Linked DNA regions of Homo sapiens: region 2 is linked to region 1. The links are chromatin loops, found by intact Hi-C in ENCODE. Cell type or tissue: ascending aorta. All regions are shown on one strand. Each heading gives the region's core, and the rest is flanking DNA. Links, peaks and the distances in the headings are about the cores only.

Region 1 (5,376 bases), core at 174-5,173:
CCATCCCACAGGCCCAAGTGTGTCCTCTCTACCTTCAAAGCGTGTGTGGCATCCACCGCTTATCACCACCTCTGCCATTACCACTGGAGTCCAGTGCCATCATCTCTCACTTGGATGTGGCCAGAGTGTCTTTGCTGGTCTCCTTCTTGCTTCCTACCTTTGTAACAGCCTATCATCTATCTCTGGTCTCCATAGCTCACTCCCATACTTTGAGAGGGCCTTTGAAAGCCTTAGACAGATCATATCACAGACCTCTATACTGAAAGTCGGGATAAATTTTATCTCTGGAAAGAGTCCCAAAGCAGCGATGAACAGATATTTTGTCCTGTCACTTGATGAAGAGGTGGGGCTTTGAGACCCAAGAGCTTAGAATGGAGAGCCTAGATGCCACTAAGCCCAGGCACTGGCCATGCTTCGAGTGGAGCTTTTGTGCTGGTGGAGGAGAGATGGCTGGGGGACACCTGTAGGCTGAGCAAGTCCCCGTTCATCAGACCCTGGCTCATCCAGCAGGGCGTGGCTGATGTTTTCAATGTTGTATCCTGAGTGGGACCCAGATGCTTCCCAACTGTGCCACATCTGAGCCCTGCATGCCATCTGTCCAGTTGCAGCCTGACTGCAATGTGAGGCTGCTGAAGAGCTCTGGATGGTGTGAAGCAATCTGTTTTCTAGCCCGAGCCTGCATAGCTGGTGGATCCTGGACCGTGATTAAGTGCATCACCTAGGCTTCAATGAGATGGAGTCACTGTGTGTCCAAACAGTGGGATAAAGGCTTTACTCTTTGTCTTCCTGCTCTGAGGGCACAAGCTGCTTGTTTCTCTCACAAGGACACCGTCTGTGTTGCTCAGGTGCTGGGGTGAAAAAAACAGCAAGCATTTGAAAAGGCTGAAGAAGGAAAGAAAGCTGAGAGCGGTACAGCCTTGGGGACTGAGCCATCCCATTGTCCCAGAGGTGGGGGTGTTATCAAGACCTGTTTTTGAGCCATACCTCTGACTCTTCCTGGAAAGTTAGACCCAACTCAAGAACACACTAAGAGAAGTGTTTCCCCCTAGCCCTTTCAGATTGAAAGGAGACGCCAACCTTGATGGGTGGAGGTAGAAAATAAAGTCCCAAAACAGTGTCTTGTAAGCGAAGGGGAACATGGCTGGGCAGAGGGCTTCTGGTGAAACTTTTGGGAGTATTCAGTTGGAACTCAGGAAAAAAAAATTGTTTTTTTGGAAAGAGGTAGCAGCCCCCTTCAGCCAAAGCTCATAAATGAAGGAATGTCTGAGACTCAGAATTACAGTGACCAAGGCAAGACATTGTCAAAGGCTGAATAAGTGAGTTTGACTGACAGAGGCCATCTCCATTTTTAGTATATGGCCAAGCATCTTTCCCACAGTCTTCCTTGAGCCCCTTCCCATCCCACTTCTGAAAAGCACTGAGTTGGCCATTATTATGCTTTTTTCTTAAATTATGAAGTTGTTTTCAGGTATTGAGAATAACACCCAGGTGCTGAACTCCCAGCATAAGAAATCAAACATTCAAAATGGAGTAAGGTTCTGAAGCTGACATCTGTCTCTACACATTTTTTTTTTTCTGATAATGGCATTTCCTATCTCCACCCTCACTCTTTTTGTTGTGGTGAACTACACTTCCCTTGTTCCACTCGGTTCTGTTGCACATGTGATTAGGCAAGGGGCAGATATGTGATATTTATTATGAGTCTTTTCCACGCAGAGAGGATCTAAATCTGGCTCTTTGCAATTGCCTTCATACATGTGCATACACACCACACACACACACACACACACACACACACACACACACACAGACACATACATATGCACACACCCCGACTCAATGGAGGACCCTCATTTGTAGAAGGGTAAAATGGGTGAGGCGGAAATGCCTGTATGGCACCATGGAGTTCTGTGTAGCCAGTTCTAATCCTGGGCTATTTGGTAAGGAATGAAGTTGGAGATAGTCTTCTGTCCCTTACAACCAAAGGAATTCTAACTAATAGTTTGCCAAGTTTTATGTTTATAATAAAAAATGACATGCTTTTTCTTTTGGATTTTTAATGCTTTTGAATTAAAAATGCTAGAACATGAACTGATTCTTCTATCGCTATTTAGATAGAGCCTTGCAAGAGCAGAGCACGCATGCTTTCTTTAAGAACAGGTTGGTTTGTGGTCGTCTGAGGACTGTTTTAAGGAGACTTATTATACACAATCATCCCCCACAAATGATTTCTAAAGAGAGGCTGGTATGAAAGAAGGAGTTTCCATGATTCTGTCCTGTGGTTCTGGGGAATTCTGAAAATGAACTTTAGATATTTTTGTGAAATTCTTATTTTCATATTTTTGGTATCTCAGAGTTTTCTTTTCTGGCTTCTGTTTAACATACTCTTCTTTGCCCTAAATCTCTCTTATTTTTGCTCCTTGGGACAACTGAAGAATCCTTAGATAATTAATAGTATGAAATACTGCCCTTTTAGTTGAAAAATGTCACAATAATGTAATAAGATAAATAAGGAGGTGTCGCTTTAACCTGTATCGTGTAGTCTCCTCTACTTACTAACACTTACTTGTATTACTAGAAGCATTATTTTTTAAATCATGGAAAATTGGTGGCAAGCTGAGCATACAGTTGTTTATTTCTGTTTGACTGATTATTACAACTTCATTATTTGATGAAGGTTCTGTACGTTTTCCTTTAAGACACATAGAAATTGTGAGAAGATCCTGCAGCCCCGAAAGGCTACAGTGTTGATCCAAGGACTCTGAGCCGAGTGCAGGGTTTGTACTTGGACCTGCAGGCTGGGTGGCGTCTGTGGGAGCAGTGTGTTGAGAGAGATTCTGAGGCTGTATGTGTCAGGGCCTCCAGGGGAAGGATGCATTGATGGATTAATTTCTGCCAAGGCTGAAAGAGGAGAGAGTAAGAGGCTGTAGAGGTGTCACAGCTGTCATTGCTGTTTTAGGCAGTCAAGCTTTTGGGAAAGTGTCAGAAATTGAGCCCCCTACTGGATCTATCGGAGCCCTGTCAAATGTCCATTTAGATGTCCTGGTGAACAAAAGTTCTCTGACTCACCATTTAAAAACTTGTTCCAAATGAAATTATGGGAGAAAGGAACATTTTTCATCCGAACCCAGAATGAGGATGTACCCAAGGAAAAGGACGTAGGCTCAGGAGCTGGACTGTGGCTCAGCTGGCCTGATGTATCCCACTTTGTTCCTCCCATGGCTGGGATGTCTCTTTGCTCTCCATGACCCATGTATCTTGAGGACATGACACATGGACCAAGCTTGAACTGCGGATTCATTTTTATGCATTCTACCTGTGAATGATTGCAGCGGATCTAGTCGTATTTCTGAGAGTTACTCAAACTGGACTTCAGCAGTGAACTCTACAGTTCTCTTTTCCTCCCACCTTTCTATTAGACATTGCATGATACAAAAATCAAGATATTTCTAAGAGGGTGATAACTTCAATGTTATCTAAACTTTTAATTTGGAAGAAGAGGGGTTCTTTGTTCTTTTTAAAAAGATACAAACGAACTTCTTTATCTGATTCTTTTTTTGGTGCAAACCCATGATGCCTTCTTCCTGATTCATCTGCTACACTGTGAGTTCAAGCCTGGCGTGGGACACAGGCACAGCTCTCATGCCAACGATCTCATGGTTAAGTTTTGGAACATAATTTGAAAAATGTAACCCATTGAGAGGCAGTAAGGACATACGGTGAGCTAGTGCGTGTTTGGACGTCTGTGTGGAATAAGTGAGTGGGTAGAGAGGACATTTGTCAAGGAGCGGGAGGGCGGGCCATTGGCTTGGGGGAAATGGGCTGAGACTCTAGGGGTGGCCAGCACCGCATACGGAGGCCAGCAGGGTTGGGCTTGGCTAAGTGCTGTGGTGTCTGGATGCCTATGTGAGTTTCCTCCAGAAGTTTTCAGTTGGCAAAGTAGAACCTGCTGGATATGTAGCAAGGGTGTGGATTGTCGGGATCCTGCTGGGCGCAGGCGTGTGATACCAGAGGTCAGAACAGAAGCTGAGGGATGAGGCTTTGGGAGCTTTTTGTCATGCACTGTCCTGGAGCCTCAGTTACTACAAAGTCTGCAAATGATAGACCGGAGCTTTGGTTCTGCCTGATGCTAGCTCCCCTGTTCCTGATTTTTCTTTTCAATATTAGACTTAATCCCAGAATTCACATGTTGAAAGAAAACTTAGAGGTCTAGTGACATAAAAGCCTCATTTTGATCGTTACAGAACTGATGCCTTGAGAAATGGAGAGAGAAGTACACGATCATGGTAATACTGGATGTTCACTGAGCACTCACTAGCTCCAGGCCTTTTCTAAGTAATTTATGAAGTTGTCAGGTTTAATCCTCACAACGCCCTTATGAATGAGCTATTGTTATTATCCCGATTTGGCAGATGAGGAAACTGAGGCTTGAGGGGAGGATGACGTACTCAAGGTCACACAGCTGGGAGGCGGCAAGCTGGAAGTTGAACCCAAGGAGTCTCACATCGGAGCCAGGACTCTCACCCTTCAGTGTTATGCTGCCTTAATCAGGCACACATACAGGCGGGGAGAGGCAGGTTTCCGGACACCAGACTAGGCTGGTGCCGGTCAGGCTACACCAGGGAACCTGGAGGCCTGTCATTCTTTTGTGATGCTGTTAGTTCCTGTTGAGGAAGTGAGGCTTTGTGGGTTCCCAGGAGGAAAAGGTATGAACTCATGGCAAAAGAAAGGAACCAAAAAAGGGAGATTTGCATCACAATGAGCCTTCTATTCATCCTAAATTATACCTCCTTTTATACCATGTGTGTCTGCAAACTTGTGGGTAAATCACAAATCTTTCTGGTAAGTTACAATGGATGGAAGGTTTTTGCATTTCTCTCAAATCACCAACCATTTAATGCTATGTGTAGTCACTCCCTAATCTATCTTTTGTATAAATTTGGATCTTTGAGTATTGGGGTTTTCCATGATGTTTGGCAGTTCCCCTTAGGGTGTCTATCTCAAAGTTTGTCACACTGACAAGCTTTGGGGAGAGAAGTTAGAGGTGGGCTTCCCTGTTTTTAGTGGCTGTGTCTGATTGTTCTGTCTGTTCTCCAGGACAGGAGAGATTGATTGCTTTCTAGCTTTTTTTAAAATTAAAACAACAACAACAAAAAAATACAGAAAGGTACAAAGGATAACAAACACATTCATGTACCTGCCACCTAAAATAACAATTACTAATCTTTTCACCCTCCTAGCCCATGATCTTCCCTCCCAGGCTGTTATTAATATGAAAACCGAGTTCAGGTTTTTATACTTTTCGACATCTATTTATATTAACGTATGTATTATAAATAATCTTAGTAGTTTTTAACTTTGACATAAGTGGCTTCA
Region 2 (5,376 bases), core at 282-5,281, 440 kb after region 1:
TCTTAGGGGTGTGTTGAGGGAGTGGCTATAAATATTTACACATTATTATCATTACTTTTTTTGGATCACAGATTGTCAACTCCACTGCTTGTGAGTTAGGCAATCTTGGGTAAATTCTTCACCATCCCTTAGCCTCAATCTCCTGCCTTGTAAAATGGGGTTTATTGACCTTCTCAGGATTGTGGTGGGGAGTAAATGAGATGTGGTATGTGAACGTAGTTTGCATATACCCAGCAGTAAGCAATGTTTTTTCTGCCCTTTCTGAACTCGTGGCTCCTTTGCTTTATGTGAGCAGAGTTGGAGGTGCAGGCCTAGCCCAACGACATAAAGGAAGGTAAACTGAGATGCCAGTCGTCAGCAGCACCCGGTTTTGATACCAGCTCCTCTGGATCTCACTCTTGAGTTCCCTGGTCAACTTTCAAGTGACCTTGAAGGGAGAACTGCATTTCCCGTGCCTCCAGCAGAGTGTTTCCACCACAAGGGAAACATGCCCACCCCTTGTCCCCCAGGGTGGGTTGCGAAGGTTAATGAATTGGTATTTGTGAAGTGCTTTGAGATCTGTGGATGAAAGGCCCTATGAAGTCAAAAGCGTTGGGATGATTATTAAATTGCCTTGCCTGAGGTCAGACAGCGCAGGACTAGGGGAGCTAGAAAGGGAAGACTCGTTTCCTTTCTTCCATTCCCCTGCTGGAACAACTAAGACCGTAACCTGTTCTTGTTAAGATGGGCTGTCCCTCTGTGGGTGGATGTCCTCGGGCCTCACATCCTGTCTCTTTTATTCCCAGCACCCTGGTTAGGACCAGGCTCTGGCTCCTCACCAGCCTGCTCATTGGAATGCCAGACAGCTCCCTCGCTCTTGGGGAGAGCTCTGGTTTGCTGGGTTTTTAGAAGCTCAGGGAAACTGTCGTGTGAGAGACAGACATTTTCACTTGACCGTGAGACCCTTCTTGAGAAAGAAGGGGCAGTTTCTCCTGTGCCAGCTGGACACCAAAACAAAGGAGGAGCTTTGCTGTGGCTGAATTTGGGGGGTTGCATTCTGCACCAACCAGCTCTTTTCTAAACCCCATTTTCTTTTCTCTGTCTCTCTCTCTCTCTCTCTTTTGCTTTCTCCATTCAACCAGCTTGGCAGTTGCAATATTTGTTTTCCAAACATTTCCTCCATACCTTTGTTTTTTCCTTCTCCCACATTGGCTGTTGTATAGACACCTCATTGCTATTCAGACACCTGTCACTTTCAGATGTCAGTGTGGCTGTTGCCACACTGATTAGTTAAGATGAAGAAAAAAATGCAGTGGCATATAAATAAAAACTTAGAGACTGTCACATTGTTTAAAAAGGGCCCACCTCCCAATGCCAGATCTCGGCAGAGCAGCGTCCTTCTCTTTCCTAGGTAACCCAGCTAAGGGGACCACTTATAATGTCTTGTTTTTAGTGATTAAGTGGTTAATGATTTAATGAACTAAAAAAAAATCTCATTTGTTGCTTCCCTTGGACTTGGAAAAAACCTCAAAGAGCTGATTTTCTGTGTACCTCAGTCCAATATTGCTACCTGCTGGGATACGAACACAGTCTCTAAATAAATTGCTAGTGGCCTTAGGCGGGTGGAAGAGTCTCCCTTTGATCCTGCTCGAGCGGATGAAGTCAAATGTTCAATCAATCAATCACGTTCATAACTTGCAGCTACAATCGAGCTGACAACAGCCTATTATTTATTTTTAAAATCATATATTTCATTATTGCAAAACACACAGGCTCTCACGAGGGGGAAAAGACTAAATTATTGATAAGCCATATAGATGACGGAGTTTGTTGTTTCTGACACGCTTGTCACTAACTATTGTCAGGAAGGATTTACTAAGATGTAGAGTCAGGAAAGTTGGCGAGGGATGTACGTCGTGCCAAAGCAGAGATGAGGAGAGGAAACTCTAATGGCCTCTCTCTCTCTTATTGAATTCTTGTAGGTAAAAGGCAGCTGAAGGCAGAACAGGTTTCTATTGCAAAGCAACACTTGAAAAGCCCCCAATTTGATTGCTACAGAGCAGGAGATTTGGTTCTCAAAATAGCCATGCGTTTGGGAAATGAATTTTTGCTGGTGTCTGTGCATTCCTGGAAATAACAATCGTAGCTCTCCAGCATTCCCACATGGGCCAGGGCCAGGCATATTTATTCAATATTGTGTGTTGGGGCGGGGGCGGGGGAGGCGATGTGCAAACGCAGCCTGAAGAAGCTGGCGTGGGGGAGGCCAGCTTTGGTTTCCTCTTGTTTTCGGAGGTGGGAGAAGATGCTCTCCTGCCGTACCTCCGCCAGGCCCCTGAGCTGGCAGGGCGTCTGCAATGGAGGTGTCTTCCCTACAGACCTGCGATTGAACTTCTCTAATGGGTTTAGGGGAAGGAAAAGCAGTCAGAAAACTGCTGACCACTCCTTTCCGTGTGCTTCTCTCTTTTCTGTTTTCTGGGTCACTAGCTGGGGAGGTCGTGGCAAGCTGAGATCTTAAAGCTGCCATTGACCCCCTTGTCTGAACAGTGATGAGTTGGACTGAAAACTCTCCCAGACGCCGCATTGTCACCTGGTTGTCACCTCCACCATAAGAAGGGGGTTGCTCCTGGATTTGCTGGAAGAAAAAGCCCCCTGGTCTAAAGGAACAGGAGATGTTTTGTTAAGGGAACTTAAATGTGCACACAGACAGATCCAATCCTAGAGAACAAGTACCATTAAAATGGAACAAAAACAGCCATGGAACTAAAGATTCCTAACTTCCCCTCCCTCCCCGCCCCCACTGGTACTTCCTGAACTCAAGTACAATGTAAGTAAAATCGAAGCTCCTTTGGAAGTTCAGTGAAAATTTGACTTGCACTCCTAAATTATTCGCTAATTACAAGATGATCTCCCAGTTGCTGGGGTGGGGAGAGACAGTGCTACGTGTATACTCTAGAACTAAAGGTTTCTCAAGGCCAAAGGGCCCTTCAGAATTAATTTTTCCCCCCATTTCATAGATGAGAAAACTAAAAGTCAGAGAAATTGGAATCAGACATCCAGTTAGCAGCAGATAGGGGACCAGACCCGGGGCCTCCAACCCCTTCCCTGAGGTGGAGTCGGACACCATTAACAGAGCTTAGATCAGAAAAGAGGCAATTTGATTCCTTATAGAGTGCTCTGTCTCCCACGTTCTGCTGCCTGCTGGTGGAGTATTCCAGCATGCATTCGTCTGGTTTTAACATACTAACTTCATTCAGAACCCAACCAGAACTCTCACTCAATCACATGTGCTTTCGCAATGCTGACCCCCGACAATGAGTAGGCAAGGGTATTACAGGATTAGGATTTGGAAATAACTTCTGAATCCATAAGAAGACAACTGAACCCCTCTTCTGGGAGTCGGGGGCCCTTGCTCCCAGCTCTGTACTACCACTTCTCTGGTGTGATGGGCTTGGCGGAAGCTGCCCCTTCTGGGCTTCTGTCCAGGAGGTGAGGAGTGGTCGTGACAAAGTCCTTGACCACATTTCAGCCAGGCTCCTCGCCCTCTGCTCAAATATGCATCCACCTCAGCCCCAGTCCTTGCTGGGCCTGCACATCCCAGTTTTAGAGAAAACCCTGCTGAGTTGGTTTAGAGAAAATCTCCCACCCTTGATATCTGTTCATCATAGGCTGGCTTCAGCAAGAATCCTCTTAGTCCATTTAGCAAGAATCTCTCCCAACATTGGATGAATCCCCTTAGCAATTTTCCATCCACTGACTCCACACCTCCACCCCACAAACCTACTCCCTGACTATCAATCTCCACTGGCTCTGTTGCTGTTGTATTCGGTATGGCTCTCATTCCATGCTGAGGTCTCTTTTCCCCTACCCCAACAGGGTTCTGAATAAAATTCATTTTTACCACTTGAATTACTGTCCAGTTCTGATTCTCTTTGACAATCTACACATCCTTCAAGTCAACTTCTAAGTCCAAAATTCTGCATAAAATTCTATATAAAATCCTATTCAGTGATATTTTCCATTCAATTTATTTATTTATTTATTTTTTATTTTTTATTTTTTTTTTTTTTTGAGACGGAGTCTCGCTCTGTCGCCCAGGCCGGACTGCGGACTGCAGTGGCGCAATCTCGGCTCACTGCAAGCTCCGCTTCCCGGGTTCACGCCATTCTCCTGCCTCAGCCTCCCGAGTAGCTGGGACTACAGGCGCCCGCCACTGCGCCCGGCTAATTTTTTGTATTTTTAGTAGAGACGGGGTTTCACCTTGTTAGCCAGGATGGTCTCGATCTCCTGACCTCATGATCCACCCGCCTCGGCCTCCCAAAGAGCTGGGATTACAGGCGTGAGCCACCGCGCCCGGCCTCAATTTATTTTTTGAACATTTTGCCACCTAGGATGGCACGTATGGAAACTGAGTTGACCAAAGCCATTGATGCACCGGAATAAACCATTTCTTACCATCTTCATGATACAGTAGAAATAAATCTTCACAGAAACCAAAAAACAAAGCAAAACAACGACAACAACAAAAACATGGCTTCACTGGAACAAAGAGAGCTGTTGAACTTGGGTGTGGCATGGAATCTGTCTGCACCTCAGTTTCCTCATCTGTTCAATGGGGAAACTGATTTCTTTTCTCCACACCCAGTTGGGGCAGATTGCCATGAGGATCTAAACCCAATGCATAAGTGAGGGGAGGGAAAAAAAGAAGCTTAAAGTGCACCACAGAGGTAGAGCAGGAGCATTATTGGGTGGTGGGAATTTGCTCTAGATGAGAGAGAGCCTGCTGCAAATATAGGATTACATTTTTAATTACCTTCAGATGCCGACCTATGTAAACAGGCCTGTTATGCCTCTTTGGGAGGGGATAGGAGAAACGGATGGGATGGGACTCATTAACTTGCTGGCAATGCTTTTTTTGTGGCAGTTTTAAGGAAAACCTTTAGGAGAGGGAAAAACAGCCGCCTCTGTTCACAGCTGCAATGGCAAAGAGATGCAAAAGAGCCGGTCCTTCTTCCTCTTTCCATCCTTTTCTGTTTTCTGTTCTGGGAGGTGCATTTGTCCACTTACAGCACTTGGCAACTTCTCTTTGGCAATGTTCATAAACGTTGCAGTGCAGGCATTTCCTGTGTGTGGTTTTTTTCCTTTTGAAGCTTGTTTGCTGCACCCTTTGGTGAGAGTTGCACCTCAAGGAGGGCTGGAGTACCTGTATAGTGCTGGATTGTGCAATGCCAGACGGATGGCTTTTTTTTACCCCTGGCAAGATAAGACTCTATGAAGTATGATTTTGTTAATAGTCTCTCTCCCAGTCCTGGTCCTCTTGGGAGCCTCCCATGATTGGTCAGTTGGATGATTATAATGGGCACTAATTATACCTGGAAGCTAAGGTATAGCAGGCCTCAC

Evidence for each region. Peaks named below come from ENCODE experiments on the same cell type or tissue, not always from the same donor. Only the 100,000 strongest peaks of a DNase experiment are listed, where the experiment ranks them.
Region 2: it touches region 1 in a loop (2.5-fold over the local background); 1 of 110 quality-filtered maps calls a loop at or near these places.

The regions. Positions count from the first base shown.
Region 1 is chr10:113,049,435-113,054,810 of GRCh38, forward strand. All of the region lies in intron 5 of TCF7L2 (transcription factor 7 like 2), which reads left to right. Among named protein-coding and RNA genes, the nearest start is that of SNORA87, 6.8 kb to the left of the region's middle. RefSeq lists enhancers at 3,533-4,511, 4,512-5,376 and a silencer at 4,476-4,770. In ascending aorta, for the core only: a CTCF peak has its summit at 3,021 (motif pointing left); DNase peaks (open chromatin) are centred at 3,717 and 4,570; H3K4me3 peaks cover 1,026 bases; H3K27ac peaks cover 5,000 bases.
Region 2 is chr10:113,494,137-113,499,512 of GRCh38, forward strand. No RefSeq gene overlaps it. Among named protein-coding and RNA genes, the nearest start is that of HABP2, 56 kb to the right of the region's middle. In ascending aorta, for the core only: no CTCF peak of the experiment used is centred there; DNase peaks (open chromatin) are centred at 746, 2,260 and 3,471; H3K4me3 peaks cover 675 bases; H3K27ac peaks cover 982 bases.